Linked DNA regions of Homo sapiens: all the other regions are linked to region 1. The links are chromatin contacts, found by Hi-C or POLR2A ChIA-PET in ENCODE. All regions are on one chromosome and are shown on one strand. Each heading gives the region's core, a stretch centred on a gene start or an enhancer-like site at or near the end of the contact. The rest is flanking DNA. Distances are from core to core; before and after follow the strand shown.

The links. A loop is a pair of places that touch in the nucleus more often than their neighbours do. ChIA-PET counts read pairs that join two places held with the same protein, here RNA polymerase II (POLR2A). Pooled maps may share reads with other maps.
Region 2: a pooled map shows a loop between it and region 1 (6-fold over the local background). The contact joins the promoter of ZNF473CR here to the promoter of PRR12 in region 1. A Hi-C loop is called at or near these places in 1 of 50 pooled maps. POLR2A ChIA-PET finds 5 or more read pairs at or near these places in 3 of 52 experiments (K562, PC-9 and activated B cell).
Region 3: a map of K562 shows a loop between it and region 1 (10-fold over the local background). The contact joins the promoter of TRPM4 here to the promoter of PRR12 in region 1. A Hi-C loop is called at or near these places in 1 of 168 maps with a recorded cell type or tissue (K562) and 3 of 50 pooled maps. POLR2A ChIA-PET finds 5 or more read pairs at or near these places in 4 of 52 experiments (CD4-positive, alpha-beta T cell, WTC11 and activated T-cell).

The regions. Positions count from the first base shown.
Region 1 is chr19:49,589,222-49,593,128 of GRCh38, reverse strand. PRR12 (proline rich 12) reads right to left here and starts at 1,947. Exons shown (of 14, transcript NM_020719.3): 1 at 1,389-1,947. The coding sequence starts at 1,474. PRRG2 (proline rich and Gla domain 2) reads right to left here. Exons shown (of 7, transcript NM_000951.3): 6 at 3,077-3,229; 7 at 2,125-2,758. The coding sequence ends at 2,740. RefSeq lists enhancers at 209-288, 776-1,275 and silencers at 1,259-1,508, 1,669-1,998, 2,859-3,018, 3,029-3,128.
Region 2 is chr19:50,048,867-50,052,773 of GRCh38, reverse strand. ZNF473CR (ZNF473 cis regulating lncRNA) reads right to left here and starts at 2,185. Exons shown (of 5, transcript NR_138096.1): 1 at 1,580-2,185. RefSeq lists enhancers at 1,218-1,898, 1,930-2,139.
Region 3 is chr19:49,155,810-49,159,716 of GRCh38, reverse strand. It overlaps TRPM4 (transient receptor potential cation channel subfamily M member 4), which reads right to left and starts at 1,925. Exons shown (of 25, transcript NM_017636.4): 1 at 1,827-1,925; 2 at 1,458-1,525. The coding sequence starts at 1,850. RefSeq lists a silencer at 700-886 and an enhancer at 1,570-2,191.

The DNA.
Region 1 (3,907 bases), core at 698-3,197:
ACTCCAGAGCCCGAATAAAGAGAGCCCGGATAGTCTCACGTTTACAAACAGGCATGCTCAGAGACGAGACTAACACACAGAAGAGGGTCCAAGGCAGAGCAAGCGTCTTGATTTGCAAATGAGAGCCCTCCCCCGTCGACCCCACAAACCCCCCCCAGCCCCCGTTCCGGCGACACAGGCTATGGGGCCAACGCCAGAGGTCCACATGGACGCCTCCTCTTCCGTAGACACACGGGAACACATAGGCCCTGAACTTCATGGGGTGGTGCAGAACAAGTTGGGAGCAGGAGGAAGATCGGTTCCCAAGCGGCAACGGTTTGGGGGGTGGAGAGAAGAGGGAATAAGACCTGGGGAAAGTACCAGGTACAAGTGTGAACAAGAACACCGACCATCCCCGGGGGTTGAGGTTCAAATGCATGGGCCCATGCAATGCCAGGTATGTGTGCAAACGGGTATCCAACTCACCCGTGGGGAAGAAAAGATATAGACGGAGGAATCCCACACGGAAAATCCTGACACACTTGGGGTTATGCCCTGCTGGGAAATCCAGGTGTGTTGGGGGGGAGGTGCTGGGGATAGGTGAAGTGTGAGGGCGCCACACCAATAAGCAACAGGAAAGGGGCAGATTCACAGGTGAACACGCTGCCAGCCACGCACGCACAGGGCCCACGCTCAGACACACAAACACACACCCGGGAAACATCCGACTCTTCCCATGCAACGGCACCAGTCCGTGGCCAGACTCAAGAGGGCAAACGCTCCACTCCTTGCGATCAACTAGGATTCTCTGCCTTTGGGGGTGGGGGCATTAAAGGGGGCGTGTCCCAGACGCCTGACCCCCTCCCTTACACACACACAACCCCAGCTTAGGAAGGGGGCGGGGCCCCGTGCCCACTCTGCGCGCGGAATTCTTGGGGGGGCGCCTAGTGGCGCGGCCTCGCACAGTCCCGGAACAATAGGACCTGAGAGGGGGTTCGCGCCCCCCAGATCTGCGTTCTAATTCTTCTCTTCTTCCCACCTTTGCAAGAGCAGTGCCTGGGGCGCGGGGGGGAGGGGTCACCAAGCCGGGAATCCAAGGATGGGGGGAAGTCCAGGCCTTGCTTCGCCAGTCCCTCCCACCTTCCCAAGGCCTTCCCGTCCGAAATTGTTTTGCACCCCCATTTTCCCGCTGCAATTCTCCCTTTGCATGCCGGAGCTGGCTTTGGCGGAGTTTGCAATTTGCAAACTGGGGCGGCGGCGTTGTTACAAACCGAGGAAGGCCGCTCCCTTGCAAGCCGGAGGGGAGTTTGCGATGCACGCGTCGCCGGGCGGGCCCGGCCCGGCCCGGCCCGGCCCGGCTGGGCTCCCACCCCTTGGCCCCCTTCTCTAGGCCACCCTCAGCTCCTTACCTAGCTTTCGCTGACCTCTCGTAACTCCATCCCGCCCCGGCGCCGAGCGGGTCCCCGAAGCCGGCGCTGGGGTAGTTCCTGTCCATGAATTGGCCGCGGTGGAAATTGGGGGGAGGGGGAGGGAGGGAGGGAGGGAGGGGGCGCGCGCGCGCTCTCCTCCGCCGCCGCTCCCTCCGCTGCTGCTTTTTTTTCCCCCCTTTTCTCTCTCTCTTTTTTTCTTTGCAGCCGCCGAAGGCCCGGGAAGGCCCCGGGCGGGGGAGGGAGGGGGCAGGGGCGGAGGGGCGGGCAAGGGAGGGGGTGCAGTCGCTGAGCCAAGGAAGGGGGAAGGGGGGTTCCCCCTAGAGGAGGGAAGGGGGGAGGAGGGACCCCGCTGTCTCCGCCTTTGCCCCGGCGCTTGCGAGAGAAAAGGGGGGGCGCGCGCTCGGGAGGGGGCGTCCCGGGCGGCCCCGGGGTGGGTGCAGGCGCTGGGTGCTCGCTCTCTCGCCGCCGCCGCCGCCGCCTCCTCCTCCTCTGCGCTCACGGTGCAGCCATCTTTGCACAAGGCGGCTGGGGGAGGGGGGAGGGGAAGGGGGGGCGGGCGGCGGGGTGTCTGGCTGCGCTCCGCTTCCTCCCACAATCCCGTGCAAATGCAAAAAAAAAAAAAAAAAAAGGGAGAGTGAGAGAGAGACTGAGCGCGAGCAGGGCCTGGGGGTGTAGGGCGCGTTTGCACAGAAAACCAGTTCCGATGCGCCCGGGATCGCAGTTCATTTCATTATTATTTTTTGCATTATTTCTGCTTTTTTTGGTCTCCTTTCCGAAGGGTTTTTATTTAGGGGAACAGCTCAACTCCAGCTCCCTGGGTGCAATGCGAGCCTGCCCGCACCGAGCGCGCTTGCAAATATGCCCCCCGCCCTTTCCCTGGGTTACGAAGTGCCCCTGTACCGCACGGGGAGTGCACGAAGACACGCGTGTGCACAGGCGGGGCTCTGCGTGTGCGTACCCTGTGGCACTGGAGGGGGCTGTCAGGTCATATCTGCCCATACACAAGATGGCACAGCCGGGGCTGGGCTCCTGGGTCCGAATTTCCCCGCGCGTCTGCCTACCACGGGGGCGGAACTGACCAGTGCCCTCACGGTCAGGAGAGTGTGGGGGCCCGTGAGGGGCCAGGACACGGGAACACGTTGCCGAAAACATGTGTATATCCATACGCGGCGGAAACGCGTGTGCCAGGGCAGGCCTCGGGCCGGATGACCCCTACTCCCACCATTCCCCACTCCAAGTCCAGCTTCGGCGTCTATGAGGCCTAGCGGCTTCCGGAATCCGGTATGAATCAGGGGCACGGTTCGGAGAGCCGGGTCTCGAAAGCAGCTCTTCAGTGAGGCCTCCTGAGGCTGCAAGAGGAAAGGCACACTAGGGAGTCAAAGATCTGGCTGTTTTTCTCCCCCCTTCAACCAGGACCACTCCGACCGCCCTTGGCGTCTCAGCCAATCCAGGACCCTCTGGGCACAGGCCCCACCCTCCTATACGGCTCCACACATACAACGCTGGGCCACGCCCCTAGACCATTGCATGGGGCCCCGCCCCCGCACTCCAAGCCCCGCCCCAGGTAAGAAGGCCCAAATTCCAAGTCCCGCCCCTGAGCCCAGGTTCCTCCTCCAACGTGCCCACCCCTCTGCGCCCCGCCCCCGGGCAGAAGCCACGCCCCATACCTGGTGTAGGGGGGTGGAGGTGCGTCGTGTACCCCAGAGGCTGCCAGCGCCTGCTCATAGGTGGGGAGGCCTGGGGGTGGGGGTGGGGGTGGAGGCAGGGGCGTCGGTGGGCCCAGAGGGTTCAAAGGACTCAGAGGGCTAATGAGCCCGGCCCTGGGGACAGCAAAGGTACAGTTAGCAGAGGCAACTTACAGGATACCTAGACTAGGGAGGAAGAGAGGGGATCTAGGAGACGGAGACTCAGGGTGACACTGGGACAGAGCTGGAAGGGAGGTGGACTTCAGAAAAGGAGGGTCACCTTCAGCCTAGCCTTACACACAGAAAAGCGCCTCAAATGACAGGCAGCTGCACACAGACAGGTAGACACAGAAATCAGCAACCACAGAGACACACTCTTATTCAGACACACTCATGTGCACCAGATACAGGCAGAGCAATAGAGAAAAAGACAGCCCTGCCGGGTGCATGGCGCACACCTGTAGCTCTAGTTCCTCAGGAGGCTGAGGTGGGAGGATTTCTTGAGCCCAGGAAATTGAGGCTGCAGTGAACTGTGAACCGGCCACTGCACTCCAACATGGGCAACAGAGTGAGACTTTGTCTTTTTTTAAAAAAAAAAAAAAAAAAAAGGGCCAGGCGTGGTGGCTCACACCTGTAATCCCAGCACTTTGGGAGGCCAAGGCGGGCAGATCACCTGAGGTCAGGAGTTCGAAACCAGCCTGACCAACATAGAGAAACCCATCTCTACTAAAAATACAAAATTAGCTGGGCGTAGTGGAGTGCGCCTATAATCCCAGCTACACTGGAGGCTGAGGCAGGAGAATCACTTGAACC
Region 2 (3,907 bases), core at 936-3,435, 460 kb before region 1:
ACTTTTTTTTTTTTTTTTTTTTTGAGACAGAGTCTCATTCTGTGGCCCAGGCTGGAGTGCGGTGGTGTGATCTCGGCTCACTACAACCTCTGCCTTCCAGGTTCAAGTGATTCCCCTGCCTCAGCCTCCTGAGTAACTGGGATTACAGGCGCCCGCCACCACGCCTGGCTAATTTTGTCTTTTTAGTAGAGACGGGGTTTCACCATGTTTCCCAGGCTGGTCTCGAACTCCTGGCCTTAAGTGATCCACTCGCCTTGGCCTCCCAAAGTGCTGGGATTGCAGGTGTGAGCCACCACACCCAGCCTACTTCACAGCACTTATAATTTCCAATCATGTCTCATGGTTACTGCCTGCCCTCTGTCTTTCCCCGCTGTATCCCTAGCGTCTGCCCAGTATACAGTAAGGTTCTCAGCAAACATCACCAACTGACTGACTGATTTACTTCCTCAAAGGCTGAAGACATTCCTCTCCCTACCAGCAGGGTAGGAGAACGGCAGTTTCCTCACACCCTCGTTGAGACTTTTAATTTTGGCCAGATCTATAGATATAGTATATTTTCCCTTCTCTTCCTGGCGACCTCCTGCTCATCCCTCAAAGCCTTTTTCAAAGGCCGCCTCATGGGACAGGAGCAGTGGCTCATGCCTATAATCCCAGCACTTGAGGGGGAGGCAGGTGGATCACCTGAGGTCAGGAGTTGGCGACCAGCCTTGGGCAGCATGGTGAAACCCCTACTGTTGGGAACGAGGTTTTTGGTGTCGCAAAAAAAAAAAAAAAAAAAAAAGAATTAATGCGGGAACAAATGATCTCTCAGCAAGGTGAGCTTTACTTCCTGCAGAAAGGGTGCTACTCAATAGCTGTCCAGCCACGAGACCCCGCCAAACTAAGGAGACAGAGTTATTATAACCTGATGTGTCTACCCTACTGCTGTGTCCAGTTTCCATTGGCTGGAATAGGACCTCACATTTTACACTTTACCCGATTGGCTATTAGTTTAAAACTTTTTTAACTGGGTAAGGGGAACAGAACAAAGAAAAGGAAGTTGCCCAGGGGATAGTTAAGGATGCTTCCTTAACTATGCACTATGTCCTGGGGCTTGTCTAGTTCTGTCCAGGCATGCCGGAGCAAGCTAGGACAGCTGATTTGGAATATATAATAGTGGATAGCAATCTTATACTAAGAAATTGTGACTTTTTATAATCTTTGAAGAATAACTTTCCCATTTTTCACACTACTAAAAATACAAAAGATTATCCAGGCATGGTGGCGGGCGCCTGTAATCCCAGCCACTCGGGAGGCTGAGGCAGGAGAATCGCTTGAACCCGGAAGGCGGAGGTTGCAGTGAGCCGAGATCGTGCCACTGTGCTCCAGCCTGGGCAACAGAGCGAGACCCCGTCTTGAAAAAATAAAAGTAAAAAACAAACAAACAATAAAAAAATAGTCTCCCTTTGAGAAATCTTCCCTCACATCAACTATTTCAGTCCCACCCAGCCCGGTTTTTCCTTCCTTGTGCTCTAATATTCGTTTTCCACCAAGTTTTACGACCCGATCACGCTGTTTGTCCAGCACCCATACTGCTTACGGGCTCCGGTAATGGGCAGCTCCAGCCTGCGGCGTAGACAGTTGCCATGGAGAAAGACAGGCGTTTCCAGAGTTGACGGTTGCCGTGGAGACAAAAGCCGCCCGCACGCAGTGGGGGCGGGGCTTACAGAACGTATTTTGCGATTGATCCACAGGAAATAGACGCAGCTGCGTGGATCGCCTTCTCCACCCCACATACTGAAGCCAGAATAAGCCACGACTTCGTGTGCTCCACGCGAGGGCCGCCTGACGCCAGAGTTTCTCCCGCATCTGCCATCAGAGGACCGTCGCCCTCAGGAGCCCGAGCTCCCGCGGTACTCTGGGAAGGGTAGTTCATCAGGGAGTCTGACAGGCGCGGAAGTATCCGTGGGGCCGGGGCAGCGTCGCCACCAACGTGGGGATGCTGGTGGGGAGCAAGCTTCGCGTGGGAGGCCGATCCGAGGTCCAAGCCCCCATTTGCCAGGTCCTTGAGGGCCCCACTGTCTAGTGACATTCATCACTTGCCCTCCCCATTTTGGGCCCATTTTGGCCTGAAAAGTGGCCCCGAGCAGTTGGGGATTTAGGCCACCGAGAGGAATAGGGGCTTGAGAATCTGACGGCAGCCTGTGAGGCTGCAGGGGTGGGGACGGGTTTAGAGGCAGCGGGGGTGGGGTTAGGGCGTGGCCAGGAGCCGAGTCAGCACAAGGATTGGCTGGAGTAGGCGGGGAAGGGAGGTGGTTATTAGAGAACTGAACCCAGGAGGCCGGCGTGGGCGGAACCTGCTGATGCTCGTTTTGAGAATCCTTACACTGAGTATCATTCTTGAGTCCACTGAAGAAACTGAGGCTCAGAGAGGGCAGTGGACCCTTAAGTTCAGTAATTCATTAGAAGGGCTCACAAAACTCAGCAAAGCTGTTATACTTGATTGCATTTACTACAGCTAAAGAATAGAGATTAAAACCAGCAATGGGAAAAGGTGCATAGGATGGAGTCTAGGAGAGACCAAGCGTGAGCTTCCAGGTGTCCTCTGCCAGTAAAGTCATATGGAAAGCATTTAACGCACTCAGCAATGATGTGTGACCGCACACAAAGTGTTGCCAGAGAAGCTCACCCACGCCGTGGTACCCAGGGTTATGGGGTTGGTTATGTTGACAGGGCTGATCACCCTGACTGACCTTAGTCTCCAGCCCTTCCAGAAGTCAAGCTGGAATTTAGCTGGGGTATCAGTTCCGACAAGGGGTCCCCATCTCTGAAATGTTGGGGGAGACCTTGGCCCTAGAGAAGACTTTGCTGCTGCTTTATACCTTGACCTCGTTTGAGCTTGTCTTTGCATCAGCCTCAGAGGTGTTGGGTTTTGCCATCTTAGCCTTGCTTGGTTTAGGCTCCTGTAGCTCATTTCTTTTTCCAATCACATCTTTTTCCTTTATTCAGAGACAGGGTCTTGTTCTGTCGCCCAAGCTGGAGTGCAGTGGCATGATCACAGCCTACTGTAGCCTCAACCTCCCAGGCTCACGATTCTCCCACTTCAGCCTCCCTAGTAGCTTGACTGCAGGCGTGTACCACCACACCCGGCTGTTTGTATTCTTTGTAGACACAGGATTTCACCATGCTGCCCAGGCTGGTCTCAAACTCCTGAGCTCAAGCAATCCACCCACCTCAGCCTCCCAAAGTGCTGGGATTACAGGCATGAGCCACCACACCCAGCCTACCACACAAACTTTAAAATGTTTTAAATTTATCTAAACTTAAACTTTTATCTAAATTTAAACTTTAAATGTTTTTAAATTGTAAAAATATACATAAAATTTGCCATTTTAATCATTTTTAAGTGATCAGTGGCCACTACCCAGCTAATTTGCATATTTCTTTCGTAGAGACAGGGTTTCATCACGTTGTTGAGGCTGGTCTCGAACTCCTGGGCTCAAGTCATCTTCCCACCTAGGCCTCCCAAAGTGCTGGGATTACAGGCATGAACCACCACACTCGGCCCTATCAGCTCAGTTTATAAAAAAAAAAAACTTTCTATTACTACCATGAGCAGGAACTAGTATCTCTTGTCACTTGTCACTAAAGGAAAAAGGTGGGGACAAAAATTAAAGTATAAACAAAGTTATATGTATTACTGGATGCTAATTAGAAACACTCCCCAAGCCTGGGGCCTGACATGTCTGTGAAGAGTGAACTGCAGGCTGCCTGTGCTCTCTCCTTGGTTACTTAGGCCCACACACAGACTGAAAAGTGTTGTTTGATGATGCATCTGAGGACCAGCTGAACTTGTGTGCCTCCTCAGTGGCGCATGCCCCGCCCAGACAGTGGGAAAACTGAGCTGCTCCCTCTTACTGATCGCCAC
Region 3 (3,907 bases), core at 676-3,175, 430 kb after region 1:
GAGATCAAGAGTTCAAGACCAACCTGGGCAACAGGGTGAAATCCCGTCTCTACTAAAATACAAAAAATTAGCTGGGCATGGTGGTAGGCACCTGTAATCCCAGCTACTAGGGAGGCTGAGGCATGAGAACTGCTTGAACCCAGGAGGTGGATGTTGCAGTGAGCTGATATCGCAACACTGCACTCCAGCCTGGGCGACAGAGCCAGACTCTGTCTCAAAAAAACAAAAAACAAAAAACTAGAAAGCCTGGGCCAGGTGCGGTGGCTCACACCTGTAATCCTAGCGCTTTGGGAGGCCGAGGCCGGCGGATCATGAGGTCAGGAGATCGAGACCATCTGGCTAACACGGTGCAACCCCGTCTCTACTAAAAAAAAAATACAAAAAATTGGCCCAGCGCGATGGCTCACGCCTGTAATCCCAGTACTTTGAGGGGCTGAGGCGGGCGGATCACAAGGTCAGGAGATCGAGATCATCCTGGCCAACACGGTGAAACCCCGTCTCTACTAAAATACAAAAAATTAGCCGGGCGTGGTGGCGGGCGCCTGTAGTCCCAGCTACTCGGGAGGCTGAGGCAGGAAAACGGCGTGAACCCGGGAGGCGGAGCTTGCAGTGAGCCGAGATCGCGCCACTGCACTCCAGCCTGGGGGACAGAGCGAGACACCGTCTCAAAAAAAAAAAAAAAAAAAAAAAAACTAGAAAGCCTGGATCCGCTTGAGAGGCCGTCACTGAAGGGCGGGAGCTCCTCGCGGACGCACACACCCTATCTAGCTCAATTGGTGTCCCCGGCCACCAAGACAGGGCCCGCCCGCGGTAATAATTGCCACCTCCCAGTGGGAGCTGCAGATATTTCCCAGCGTCCTGTGCTGGGCGCTGTGCCAGGAATATCACAAGCATTAACTTGTTTAATTCTCATAATAACCCCAGGAGATCAAGCCTCTTTTGATGCCCAGATGAGAAACGGGACCCAGAGAGGTGAAATGATTTGCCCGAAGCCACACAGCACGTGTCCCAGGGGAAATTGGAACCCTGGCAGGGCCGTTGAATTAGGCTAAAGGGACCTTGGGAGCGCTGAGTGAGGGTTTCTTGCATGGATGGATGAATGAATGAATGAATGAATGAATGAATGAATGAAACAGAAATACCCAAAAGGGAAAGACAGAGACACAGAAAGTGACACGAAGAGACAGAAGCACATAGAAGAGACATCGGGGAGGAAAGAAGCAGAACCGAGCCCTGGAGCGTCTACACTGACCCTGAGCGGGAGAATGGCGAATGGGGAATGAGGGGTGTCTACACAGACCCAAACGCTCCTAGAGGGAGAGCGTCGGCAAGGAACGCCCTTGGGAAGGTCCCCGAGTCCAGGAATGGGGAAGGAGCAGGGCTGGGGCGTGACCATCCGCGGGCGGGGTCAGCGGGCCGCGGACCCTCTGGGGTCAGTCCAGGGGCGAACTCCTCACCCCGGATCTGTGGAGTCAACTATGAACGTCGTGCAGGTCTTCTTCTTGAAGATCTTGGGGATCCAGCTCTGGGGACAGGAACAAATGTAGGGGTGGAAGTGGGGTGAGAGGGCACCCAGTTCTGTCCTATGGGACACAGAGCCACCCACCCCGTGCGCTCCCCACGGACACAGGAGTCCGGGCCCCCAGCGCCCTCCCGCTCCAGACTCAGGAGTCTCGACCCCCATGCCCTGGACCCTGGAACCTGGACCCTCCCATCCCCCTCCTCCGTCTGACCCAGGAATCTGGGTGTCCAGCGCCCTCCTCTCTGGGAGCCTGGAGGCGAGGTCCCCAGCTCCGCGCTCCCGCAGACCCTGGTCCGGCGCTCACCTGCTCCTTCTCCGGCACCACCATGCTGCCGCGGCCGCCGCAACCTCCTGCAGCCCAGGGCCCCGGCGCTCCCTCCGCCGGCTCTGCTTCCAGACCCGCCCAGAGCAAACCGGATCCTCCACTTTCCAGCCTAGCCTGGGGCGGGGCGAGGTCTGGGGGGCGGGGAGTCTTGGAGACGCCAAAGCGGGAGGCGGGGAGAGGGCGGGTCCCAGGCCGCGATAAGGGGACAGAGGGACAGCGACCTGGGGGGTGCAGAGGTCCGGGCCGGGGGGAGAGAGACACACAGGGGAGACTCCAAGGGCAAGCGCGAGATGGGAACAGAAGGAGTTGGGGGCCAGTGGCGGAGAGGGAACAGACTCAGAAAGGAGGATGCCAGACAGGGAGGGGACAATTTAACCCAAAGAGGGGGAGACAAAGACTTAGGGGACAGAGAATCAGAAGGTGGGGCAGCAGGGACCCAGGGATAGACAGAGAGAGAGGGGGACAGAGACCCACAGAGAGAGGGGGACAGAGACCCAGGGAGAGGGGACAGAGACCCAGAGAGAGTGGGACAGAGACCCAGAGAGAGTGGGACAGAGACCCACAGAGAGAGGGGGACAGAGACCCAGGGAGAGGAGGACAGAGACCCAGAGAGGGGGGGACAGAGACCCAGAGAGGGGGGGACAGAGACCCAGGGAGGGGGGGACAGAGACCCAGGGAGAGGGGACAGAGACCCACGGAGAGGGGGACAGAGACCCAGGGAGAGGGGACAGAGACCCAGAGAGAGGGGGACAGAGACCCAGAGAGAGGGGGACAGAGACCCAGAGAGACGGGGACAGAGACCCAGAGAGAGGGGGACAGAGACCCAGAGAGAGGGGAACAGAGACCCAGAGAGAGAGGAGGACAGAGACCCAGAGAGAGGGGGACAGAGACCCAGAGAGACGGGGACAGAGACCCAGAGAGAGGGGGACAGAGACCCAGAGAGAGGGGAACAGAGACCCAGAGAGAGAGGAGGACAGAGACCCAGAGAGAGGGGGACAGAGACCCAGAGAGGGGGGGACAGAGACCCAGGGATGGGGGGACAGAGACCCAGGGAGAGGGGACAGAGACCCACGGAGAGGGGTACAGAGACCCAGGGAGAGGGGACAGAGACCCAGAGAGAGGGGGACAGAGACTCTGAGACAGAGGGGGACAGAGACCCTGAGAGAGGGGGACAGAGACCCAGAGAGAGGGGAACAGAGACCCAGAGAGAGAGGGGGACAGAGACCCACAGAGAGAGGGGAACAGAGACCCAGAGAGAGGGGGACAGAGATCCACAGAGAGAGGGGGACAGAGACCCACAGAGAGAGGGGAACAGAGACCCAGAGAGAGGGGGACAGAGATCCACAGAGAGAGGGGGACAGAGACCCAGGGAGAGGGGGACAGAGACCCAGAGAGAGGGGGACAGAGACCCAGGGAGAGGTGGACAGAGACTCTGAGACAGAGGGGGACAGAGACTCTGAGAGAGAGTGGGGACAGAGACCCAGAGAGGTGGATGCCAGAGATGGGGAGGAGACACCTTGACTGAGGCAAGGGGCAGAGGGGGATGCAAAAACCAAAGAATTGGGGGAAGGGCAGGAACTCAGAAAGGAGGGGCCAGAGATTTAGGGGAGAGAGAGGGACACAGACTTGGGGGAGGACTGACACTAAGATAAGAGTGGGACAGAAGCCCAGAGTGAGAGGGAGAGGCAATCCCATGGAGGAGGGACAGGGACCCTGAGAGAGCAGATGACAGAATTGAAGAGAGAGGAGGACCCGTGAACAGGAAAGGAGACCCTAGTGGGGGCAGTCATGAAGGGTGAGGAGTAGGAAATACTGACACACAGAGACGGGCAAGGCCACTTGTCTCCTGCCAGCCCTCTGTGATGGGGACAGCTGTGGCCTCCGTAACCTGAGTCCCCCTACCCCTCCCAGCTGTATTTATAGCCCTGGCCTAGCCCAGTCCCTGCCCCCAGATCTGAGTTCCAGGGACAGGAGGTCATGGGCACGTGTGTTGGGGGCCATGTTCCTTTCCCCCCATTCTAGGGCCTCAATACTGACATCACTCTCTCACCAGCACGTAT